Linked DNA regions of Homo sapiens: region 1 is linked to region 2. Evidence: read pairs that join two places in POLR2A ChIA-PET (ENCODE). Cell type or tissue: GM12878. All regions are shown on one strand. Each heading gives the region's core, and the rest is flanking DNA. Links, peaks and the distances in the headings are about the cores only.

What was found. ChIA-PET counts read pairs that join two places held together with the same protein. Peaks named below come from ENCODE experiments on the same cell type or tissue, not always from the same donor. Only the 100,000 strongest peaks of a DNase experiment are listed, where the experiment ranks them.
Region 1: POLR2A ChIA-PET joins it to region 2 with 7 read pairs; 3 of 35 experiments call an interaction of 5 or more read pairs at or near these places.

The regions. Positions count from the first base shown.
Region 1 is chr11:72,945,581-72,950,977 of GRCh38, forward strand. The region is part of intron 8 of FCHSD2 (FCH and double SH3 domains 2); the gene reads right to left. Among named protein-coding and RNA genes, the nearest start is that of ATG16L2, 130 kb to the left of the region's middle. In GM12878, for the core only: no CTCF peak of the experiment used is centred there; no DNase peak of the experiment used is centred there.
Region 2 is chr11:73,045,852-73,051,248 of GRCh38, forward strand. All of the region lies in intron 3 of FCHSD2 (FCH and double SH3 domains 2), which reads right to left. Among named protein-coding and RNA genes, the nearest start is that of FCHSD2, 94 kb to the right of the region's middle. In GM12878, for the core only: no CTCF peak of the experiment used is centred there; a DNase peak (open chromatin) is centred at 2,350; H3K4me3 peaks cover 1,711 bases; H3K27ac peaks cover 3,921 bases.

The DNA of each region.
Region 1 (5,397 bases), core at 309-5,308, 100 kb before region 2:
GCAAAAGGAACTACCATCAGAGTGAACAGGCAACCTACAGAATGGGAGAATATTTTTGCAATCTACTCATCTGACAAAGGGCTAATATCTAGAATCTACAATGAACTCAAACAAATTTACAAGAAAAAAACAACCCCATCAAAAAGTGGGCAAAGGATATGAACAGACACTTCTCAAAAGAAGACATTTATGCAGCCAAACGATACATGAAAAAATGCTCATCATCAATGGACATCAGAGAAATGCAAATCAAAACCACAATGAGATACCATCTCACACCAGTTAGAATGGCGATCATTAGAAAGTCAGGAAACAACTGGTGCTGGAGGGGATGTGGAGAAATAGGAACACTTTTACACTGTTGGTGGGACTGTAAACTAGTTCAACCATTGTGGAAGTCAGTGTGGCGATTCCTCAGGGATCTAGAACTAGAAATACCATTTGACCCAGCCATTCCATTACCGAGTATATACTCAAAGGATTATAAATCATGCTGCTATAAAGACACATGCATACATATGTTTATTGTGGCACTATTCAAAATAGGAAAGACTTGGAACCAACCCAAATGTCCAACAATGATAGACTGGATTAAGAAAATGTGGCACATATACACCATGGAATACTATGCAGCCATAAAAAATGATGAGTTCATGTCCTTTGTAAGGACATGGATGAAGCTGGAAACCATCATTCTCAGCAGACTATCGCAAGGACAAAAAACCAAACACCACATGTTCTCACTCATAGGTGGGAATTGAACAATGAGAACACATGGACATAGGAAGGGGAACATCACACACCAGGGCCTGTTGTGGGGTGGGGGAGGGGGGAGGGATAGCATTTGGAGATATACCTAATGTTAAATGATGAGTTACTGGGTGCAGCACACCAACATGGCACATGTATACATATGTAACTAACCTGCACGTTGTGCACACGTACCCTAAAACTTAAAGTATAATTTAAAAAAAACTAGACAATTACATGGTCAATAATTACAATGCTCAAAATGTCAATACCTGCCAATATCCTCTAATGCAAGTCTGTAAAATAGGTATTGTGGAAGTATCTAGCATATTTTACCTTTAAAATACGATGGTATAAACAGAGTAATAGCTACCATTTACAGAATATCTATTATATTCTAGGAGCTTTGTGCAGTAACTCTACTTTTTACAACCACCTTTAAGGTAGACAACATTTTCATTTTACAGAGCAGGAAACTGAGTCCCAAGATGTTAAGTATAATGCCTAGGGAAATTTTTCAAGCTTAAGTAAACATTCATATTCACAAGACTACTCACAAGGATGTAGGACAAAAATGACTGCCTGCCAACAAGGCAGCACCAGGTGCCCCTCTTTGTGGGACTAGTCTTTGCAGCCATCTATGCAATAGCTCACCCAGCTACCCAAGAGCTATTCTCCTTGTGTCCCAGCCTGCTTTCCCAGGCCCCAGGTGAGATTCAGGTCCAAGAAAATGAGACTCACATCACTGGGTCTGGGAGTCACTCTGGTTTAACAGCTGCATGCCCCATGGGGCCAACATCTCTTAACAACAATGCTGTAGGTACGAAGCATTTTCCAATATATCTTATTTCTTAGTTAAGGGCTTTAAACCAAGTGGAAGACCTAGGTTTTATGTTCAAATTTATTTAAACTTCCCCTGGGTAAGAAATGCTGTGTGTCACAAGAGAAGTTTGAACTCTTCTTATCCAGACTCACACTCAGGCCCACATCTGGCCAAGAGGAGCAGAACTGAAGAGGTTTTCCCACAACAATGGTTGATCTACAAAAATCCACTTATGCTCTCCCATGTAGTGTCCCCTCTGACTTGTGATACACACTTACAAGTTGTCTGACTAGAACTAAAGCCAAAGTCAGTGTTTACTTGACTCACATAGGAATTGACCACAAGATCTTATTCTAAGCAATGAACTAATCAACCAGAGTCACTGAGTCTAGCAAGAAATGGGTATATTATAATGAAAGATTAATAGCCACACCACTATATTGCTGGTCCTAATGGACGTGTAGGAACTCCCATCCTCCAGCACATTCTGTTGGAACAGCCCTTACTTTAAATCTCCCAAAAGTTAGTTCATAGATTTCTGATTATAAATTACAGTGTGATAAAATCATTAGTTAAAAAAAATATTGAAAACATAATTTTCTCATAAAGAAAATTAAATACAGAAAAATCCAAAGAAAACAAAAATCACAGGTAATCTCACATAAATATGGGAACATTAACTTATAAAACAGACTTTAAAAACAAATTCAAGACTATATTTTACATATTATTTATGATTCTCATTTTAATCAGTTAATACAGTGTTAACATTTTTCATGGCACTATAATGGTATAATCTTATACAACATAATTTTTATGACATCGTTTGGGTATCATACATTTTTTGTTTGTCTGTTTTGTTTTGTTTTTTTGAGACAAAGTCTCACTCTGTCACCCAGGCTGGAGTGCAGTGGTGCGATCTCGGCTCACTGCAACCTCCACCTCTGGGTTTCAAGTAATTCTTCTGTCTCAGCCTCCTGAGTAGCTGGGATTACAGGCATGTGCCACCAGACCTGGCAAATTTTTGTATTTTTAGTAGAGATGGGGTTTTGCCATGTTGGCCAGGCTGGTCTTGAACTCCTGGACTCAAGCAATCCACCCACCTCAGCCTCCCAAAATGCTGGGATTACAAGCGTGAGCCACTGTGCCCAGCCACTGGATATCATAAATTATTGGCTGCTTATTATGAAACATTTCAATTACTTCAAAATTACTGAATGTTTCATTTTTCAACATTTTAGTTGCTTTCCATTTTTAATCTCATTGTCATCATCAAGCATGTAGACAAATATCATAATAGATATTTATTATATCCTTAGAATAAATTCTTACAACATAATTTCTGAGACAAAGAATATAGTTTATTTTAAAGCATTTGATACATATTACCAATTAAGTCCTCCAAAACAACTGTATCAATTTACATTATCAATAATAGAATATGAGTGTATTAACAAAATTTTAACTTACCATTTTAATGGATACAATTAAGATTAACATTGTCATAATTTTCATTTCTTTTTTTTTTTTGAGAGGCAGTCTCGCTCTGTCGCCCAGGCTGGAGTGCAGTGGCACAATCTCGGCTCACTGCAAGCTCCATCTCCCAGGTTCACAACATTCTCCTGCCTCAGTCTCCCGAGTAGCTGGGACTACAGGTGCCCGCCACTACGCCTGGCTAATTTTTTATATTTTTAGTAGAGATGGGGTTTCACCACGTTAGCTAGGATGGTCTGGATCTCCTGACCTCGTGATCTGCCCACCTCGGCCTCCCAAAGTGCTGGGATTACAGGCATGAGCCACAGCACCCAGCATAATTTTCATTTCTTTGATTACTGGTGGGATGCTAGATTTTCACAGTCACTAGTCTTATTTTTTATTGAGATATTAGTCACACACCATTAAGTTAATCATTTTAAAGTATACAATGCAGTGGCTTTTAGTATATTCACAAAGTTGTGCAACCATCACCATTACCTAATTCCAGAACATTTTTATCACCACAAAAAGAAACCTGGCCGGGCGTGGTGGCTCACGCCTGTAATCCCAGCACTTTGGGAGGCCCATGGCGGGCAGATCACCTGAGGTCAGGAGTTCAAGGCCAGCCTGACCAACATGGTGAAACCCTGTCTCTACTAAAAACACAAAAATTAGCTGGGCGTGGTGGTGGGTGCCTGTAATCACAGCTACTCAGGAGGCTGAGACAGGAGAATCACTTGAACCCTGGAGGCAGAGGTTACAGTGAGCCGAGATCATGCCACTGCACTCTAGCCTGGGCACCAAAGAGCAAAACTCCATCTCAAAGAAAGAAAGAAAAGAAAAGAAAGGAAAGAAAAAGAAAAGAAAAGAAAAGAAAAGAAAACTTTATAGCCATTAAGTAGTCAGTGCCCTCTCCCCCTGTGCCTGGCAACCACTAATCTACTTTCTACATTTCTGGATTTGCCTATTCTGGACAAATGAAATGGAATCATACAATATATACGCTTTTGTGTCTGGCTTCTTTCACTTAACACAATGTTTTCAAGGTCTACCCATGTTGTAGCATAAATCATTACTACATTCAATTTTATGGTTGATAATATTCCACTGTATGGGTTTACCACATCTTGTTTATCCATTCACTAGTTGATGGACATTTGGGTTGTTTCCACCTTTGGATTGTTATGAATAATGCTGCTACAAACATTTGTGTACACAACTTTTTGCTTGAACACTTGTTTTCAGTTCTCTTGGGTATAAATCTAAGAGTGGAGTTTTGGGGTCATATGACAATTCTGTTGGATAGTTTGAGAAACCACCAAATGCTAATGTTCACATCACTGTTTTTCCACAATGGCTGTTCCATTTTACATTCTCACCCAATTTCTCCATCTCCTCACCAACACTTGTTATTTTCTGTTTTTAAAAATTTTAGTCATCCTAGCGGATGTGAAGTGGTATTTCATTGTGATTTTGATTTGCATATTCCTAATGAATAAAGGTATTACTCATCTTTGAGAAAAAAGTCTATTAAAATCCTTGCCCTTTTAAAAAAACTGGGTTATTTGTTTTTATTGAATTGTAAAGCTTCTTTATATATTCTAAATATTAAATCCTTTTCAGATATGTAATTTGCAAATATTTTCTCCCATTCTGTGGGTTGTCTTCACTTTCTCCATAGATTCCTTTGATACACAAAAGTTTTTATTTCTGCAATTTGTCTATTCTTTCTTTGGTTGCTTGTGTTTTTGGTGATATCTGAGAAACTGTTGCCTATTCTAAGTTAACATAGACTTGCATTTTTTTTTTCCCTCAAAGAGTTTTATATAGTTTTAGCTCTTAAGTCTTTGATTCATTTTGAATTAATTTTTATATATGCTGTGAGGTAGAGGTCCAACTTCATTCTTCTTGCATGTGGATATTCAGTTGTGCCAGTACAATTTGTTGAAAGACTATTCTTTCCTCCACTGAATTGTTTTAGTACCTTTGTTGACAATCAGCTACTGATGTATGATTAGTAGTCTTTTGTATTTCCCTTTTTAAAACTGAATTTGTAGTTTTTCCTTATTTCTTTTAGGATATTTTAATTTTTCATTTATAAGAATACTTAACTCCCACATTATCATTTGGCTTCTCAGATATTTAGAGGCAGCACAGGTAGTAGTTGCGGTGGAAACTATTTGTTGTTGTCCGCCAAATGTTATCCCTTTCTTCCTGGGCACATGCTGTGGGACTACACTTCCTAGCCTCCATACCTGCTGTGAGATTGACCACGTGACTAATTCTCTCTAATTCAGTGTGAACAGAAGTAACATTTGCTCCTTTAAGGACTAGATCTTAAGAGAATA
Region 2 (5,397 bases), core at 141-5,140:
GCACATGTATACATATGTAACTAACCTGCACAATGTGCACATGTACCCTAAAACTTAAAGTATAATAATAAAAGAAAAAAAAATGGAAGGAAAGCAAAAAACATCTCTTGCTTATATTTCTACAATAATTTCAGTAATTTTTTTTTTTTTTTTTTTAGAGACAGGGTCTCATTTTGTCACCTAGGCTGAAGTGCAGTGGCAGGATCATAGCTCACTGCCACTTCGAATTACTGGACTCAAGGGATACTGTGGCCTCAGCCTCTGAAGTAGCTGGGACTAAAGACACACACCATGATGCCATGCTGATTTTTTAATGTTTTGTAAAGACAGGGGTCTTGCCATCTTGCCCAGGCTACAATCGAATTCCTGTGCTCAAGCAATTCTCCCACCTTGGCCTCCCAAAGCACTGGGATTACAGGTGCAAGCCACCATCCCCAGCCTCTGTAAGAATTTTTGAAAAGCCTTATGAACTGATTTTAAAAAGAAAACAATTAATAATAAAAAAGATATGAATGGCCAATACAGCAAGAATGCATTGTAAATAGCTACAAACATTGGAATATGTCTGAATACCAATTTTCATAGAAAGGAAACAAAATTAGATATCATTTTTGGCCCAGGATGGCAAAAATTTAATGACTGGCAGCATCCACTCCTGGTAAGATAGGATGCACCACATTACTATAAATTATTGGTAGAAATATAAATTGGTGTAGCATTTTAAATTTTTATTAGTAATCAAGTTTTTAAAAATGTTTTTACCTACTAATATCTATTAAAATTTTAAATATAGATAGACTTCGCTTACAAGGAAGCCATTTTCAGAACTGCTAAAATAAAAGCACAAGTATAACAAGATAAATAAGTACATTTATTGTAGTATGTGTATTTGTTTGTTTATTGATTGATTGATTAAGACAGGGATTTCACCATGTTGCCCAGGCTGGTCTTGAACTCCTGGCCAAAAACGATCCTCCTACCTCTGCCTCCCAAAATCTTGAGATTACAATCGTAAGCTACCATGCCCAGTCACAGTATTGCTTTAAACAACTTAAATCAATAGGATGTAGATCAAAATATGTGGATGTTAAATAATTTATATCCACAATACGAACTATGATGCTGTCAATAAAATGAGGTCTTTCTGTATTCACTTTGGGAAAATATCAATGATATTTTTATCAATGATAAAAAATACTATTAAATATAAAAGACAAGATGCAGAATAAATGTGAATATAATTCTACTTTTTTATAAAGGAAAAACTACATATTAAATGAGTACACATAAAAGGAAAAGATTTATACCAAACATGACTGTAAATTTGAAAAAAAAAGGCAAATATTTCATGTACCACCCATATTATTTGAATTGTTAAAACTACCATTTTTTTTTTAATTAAAGAAAAAGATTCTTATGAAACAGGATGTCAAAATATCTGGTAGAAGCTACATACCTAAATGATAGGGAAGAAAAGTGGTCAGCTTCACTGTTTTTACTGCATCTTATTCAAGGTTATAAGAAAAAAATATGATCCCCTATAATACTCAAAAGCATGATTTGTACTTGGGATTATATTTTGAAAAAATTAACTGAGAGAAAAACAGAGCACAAGCAATTCTATCCTTTGTTTTGGATTCACATCCCCAGATAGAACAAAAAATACTGGTCATTGACAGTACCTAGCCACTGCCAAGGATAATGCAAAAAGAAATCCTGAAATAAAGTATTAACCTATCAAATAACATAAAACACATCTAAAAACTGTTCCATGATTTCTAACGGCAAATATTTATGCTCTTTCTTTCAGAAATGGGATTAGAACCCCCTTCTCTTTTCCTTTCATTTGGCATCAATGTGACCCCAACAAGTACTTTCTAGGTCTAGGACTATCAAAATGCTATAAAATGTATTGACTTTTTTATAATGTGCAAAGCACTGTATCCCTCAGAATTTACTCAGTAAATATTTGCTAATGACTGTATATACAAATGATGGTGAGCTAATGACTTTGTTATCTCATTTAAGCTTAGCAACAACTGTGAGTTATTTATTAATCCCAATATGCAGAGGGGGAAATGGCTTAAGTAATTTATGTAGAGTGATTATGTTAACAAATGGTGGAGCCATAATTAGAACTCTAATGGTCTTATTCTATATTGTTTCTTTAAGTAGTACATACTGTGAAAACATGAGTTATTTCTAAAAAGGCAGGAAGTTAAAAAAAAAATACAGGAGGAACAAGAAAACAGAACAGAAAGTAATAGAAAAACTTGACAATGTTAGCATATCAAACTGCAAAAAGTAAAAATCTGACCCAAAGCATTTGAGGCATAGCTAGAGCAGCAGGATATTTCTGTATATCCTGTTTAGCCAACTGTAGTTCCTTTCTTCAGCGGCATCCCTCAGCTCATGCCATGTACCGACACACATATGGGACCCAAAAGTTACCTCTGATCTCCCTTAAGCCAAGGTTCATGATAGTCTAGTACTGGCTTGTTATTTACAGGTACTAGGCATTTCAGAGATAATTCCTGCAAAACAGAATGGCTTGGTTAGCTGTGTATGGACCAGCTATTGCTGAATCAATACTCTGTAACAACTCAAAAAGTGGAAATGGATTAAAACAATAAATGCTAACTTCTGCTCATGAATCTGCAGGTTGGCTAGAGCATCTCTGCTTCAGGTTGCAGGGTCAAGTTCAGGTATCCTTCACATATCTTTCATTCTGGGACCCCATCTGAAGTAGTTACCTGGGGCAAGTTCTTCTTACAGTAAGTGCCGGAAGTACGAAAAAGCTGGAAATAACTTGCCATGCCTCTTAAAGCCTCATTTTAGAAATGGCTTTACAGTCAATTCCATCTCCATTCTACTAGTCCAAGCAAGCCGTATGACCAAGTCTAAAATCAGTAAGACAGGGATGTATGTATAGTTCACCTCAAGAGAAAGGGTGGGGAATGAATATTTGCTGAGCAATAATTCAATCTACCATAAACTCTAAGAAAAATTCCCAGAACAATTTCACTTGGATTCAATAACGACCACACAAACATAGCAAGATGTTGATCGAGTAACTCATTGCTATCAAATTCTCACATGACAAAGAGCTATGAAGAACAGTAAATATTTAAATAACAGAATCAAGATGCTAAAACTTCTCAACATACTGACACAGTGGAATAAACCTAATACAATAGAATCTCAAAGGAGTAAAAAGTCCTGCCATGGGTTCAGCGTAGGATGGTGAAGATCTGATTTAATAGCAAGATATGTAAAAAGACGTAGTGGTTTTTGAGTTTGAGCTCATTAAGAACCTTTAATGTGATATCACTGTTTAAAAAATAATGCCACTTAGCACATATTTAAAGTAATAATAACACAGTTGAGTGCCCAGTATATATGAAGTACATAGTAAAACTTTAAGGAAAAAATTAAAACATGACAGAAACTGTCTCATACCCACAACAATATTAAATTTGGTTCTGATTTCTGTATCAATGGCTTAAGAATAATGACAAGAAACAAGATAGGTAAAAGGTTTAAAACAGTTTCATAGGACGTTCAAGTGTGAACTAAATAAACTACAAATTTTTATGATTGGAAAGACTGGGAATGGGATGTAGACTACTAGAAAGAGATAAGAAGTATAAAAATTGTTTTTATCACACTCTGGGGACTGTGGTGGGGTCGGGGGAGGGGGGAGGGATAGCATTGGGAGATATACCTAATGCTAGATGACACGTTAGTGGGTGCAGCGCACCAGCATGGCACATGTATACATATGTAACTAACCTGCACAATGTGCACATGTACCCTAAAACTTAGAGTATAATAAAAAAAAAAAAAAAAAGAAAAAGGGGGAAAGAGAGACACCTGAAGAGTTGGATAATTCTTTTATACTATGTAAGGCATATTTTAAAGGGCTACCATTTTTAGAGGGTACGTTCTTACCAACTTTTTAAGGAGAGGATAAAATTTTGTGAAATCAATATTATGGTTATTAAAAGCACAAAAGGACCATAAAAAAAAAATTGTTTTCAAATTCCTAAAAGTCTATCATGTGTACAAGGAAGGTTTCTTAAAAAAGTTTTGCTCAAGATAAATAGAAACTAACTATAAGCTGAATGCTTTGAGAGAGAGTGAAATACTGTCACTGAATGAATTCAGGTAGAAGTTGCCAGGCCTCTCTATATAAGAAGTCAGTAAACTTTTCTGTAAAAGGCCAGAGAGTAAATATTTTTGGCTCTGCAGGCCATAAGATCTCCAGGGCAACTACCCTAATATACTATTGTAGTGAGAAAGCAGCCATAGACAATATGTAAACAAATAGGTATGTCCGTGGTCTAACAAAACTTTACTTACAAAAACAGGTGTCAGACCAGACAGCCCTAGTTTGCCAGCCTCTATATTAAAAAGAGGGCTGGACCATATGACCTTCACACCACTTCTAGCTCCAAGTTTCCATAAAAAGTCATTAAGCAATTCAACAATATGTAGAAATAAGTGAAAAAGACGTATTTAGATTGATATAGAGACATATCATATGCAGACATATATGTACATTTATAAACCATATAGAAAGAATATTACTATAAACATATATGGGACGGGTCACCTTTATCACAATGGATTTGAGCTATAGCTGCTGAATATATAAGGCTCTTAAATAGTTCCTTTCGTGGGACAACATTGGAGTAATCAGAAAATAGACATAGGAACCCAGGCCCCCACAATGGTTTTTCAGTAACAGGTGAACAAATAAGACATAAACTAAGACTGCTGTCCTTAAACAAGCCTTTCCATATCCACATGGGGAGATAATGGGAACATCTGCAAATTGCCTGCTTAAAGTCCCTTTATATTGGTTGAACGTTATGTCTCCATTCACTAACATGAGGAAAAAACCGTCTCACTGAATCTCAAATACAGCAAATGAAAACTATAATTAAGTTTTACCAAAGGCCGAGAATATCTACTCTAAGAAAAATAATATAAGACTCAGAACACCCCTTCTTGCTACAATGGCCTTCTATTAGTCTCTAGATTAGAACAAAGGTCCTCCAACTGTTTGTTACTGATACATAACAGGCAAGTACAGAAATTGAGAGTAAGCATTTAGAAAGTTTTAAGCAATTTGACATCAGTTAGTTTGTTATCTATAATGGAAATATTTTAAAAATCTTGCTGGGCACAGTGGCTCATGCCTGTAATCCCAACATTTTGGGAGGCCAAGGTGGGAGGATCGCTTGAATCCAAGAGTTCAAGACTAGTCTGGGCTAACAAAGTGAGACCCTGTCTCTACCAAACTTTAAAAATTAGCAGGACGTGGTGTCACACATGGTGCTGCCAGTGGTGTTGCATGCTGAGGAGGGAAAATCAGTTGAACCCAGGGGATTG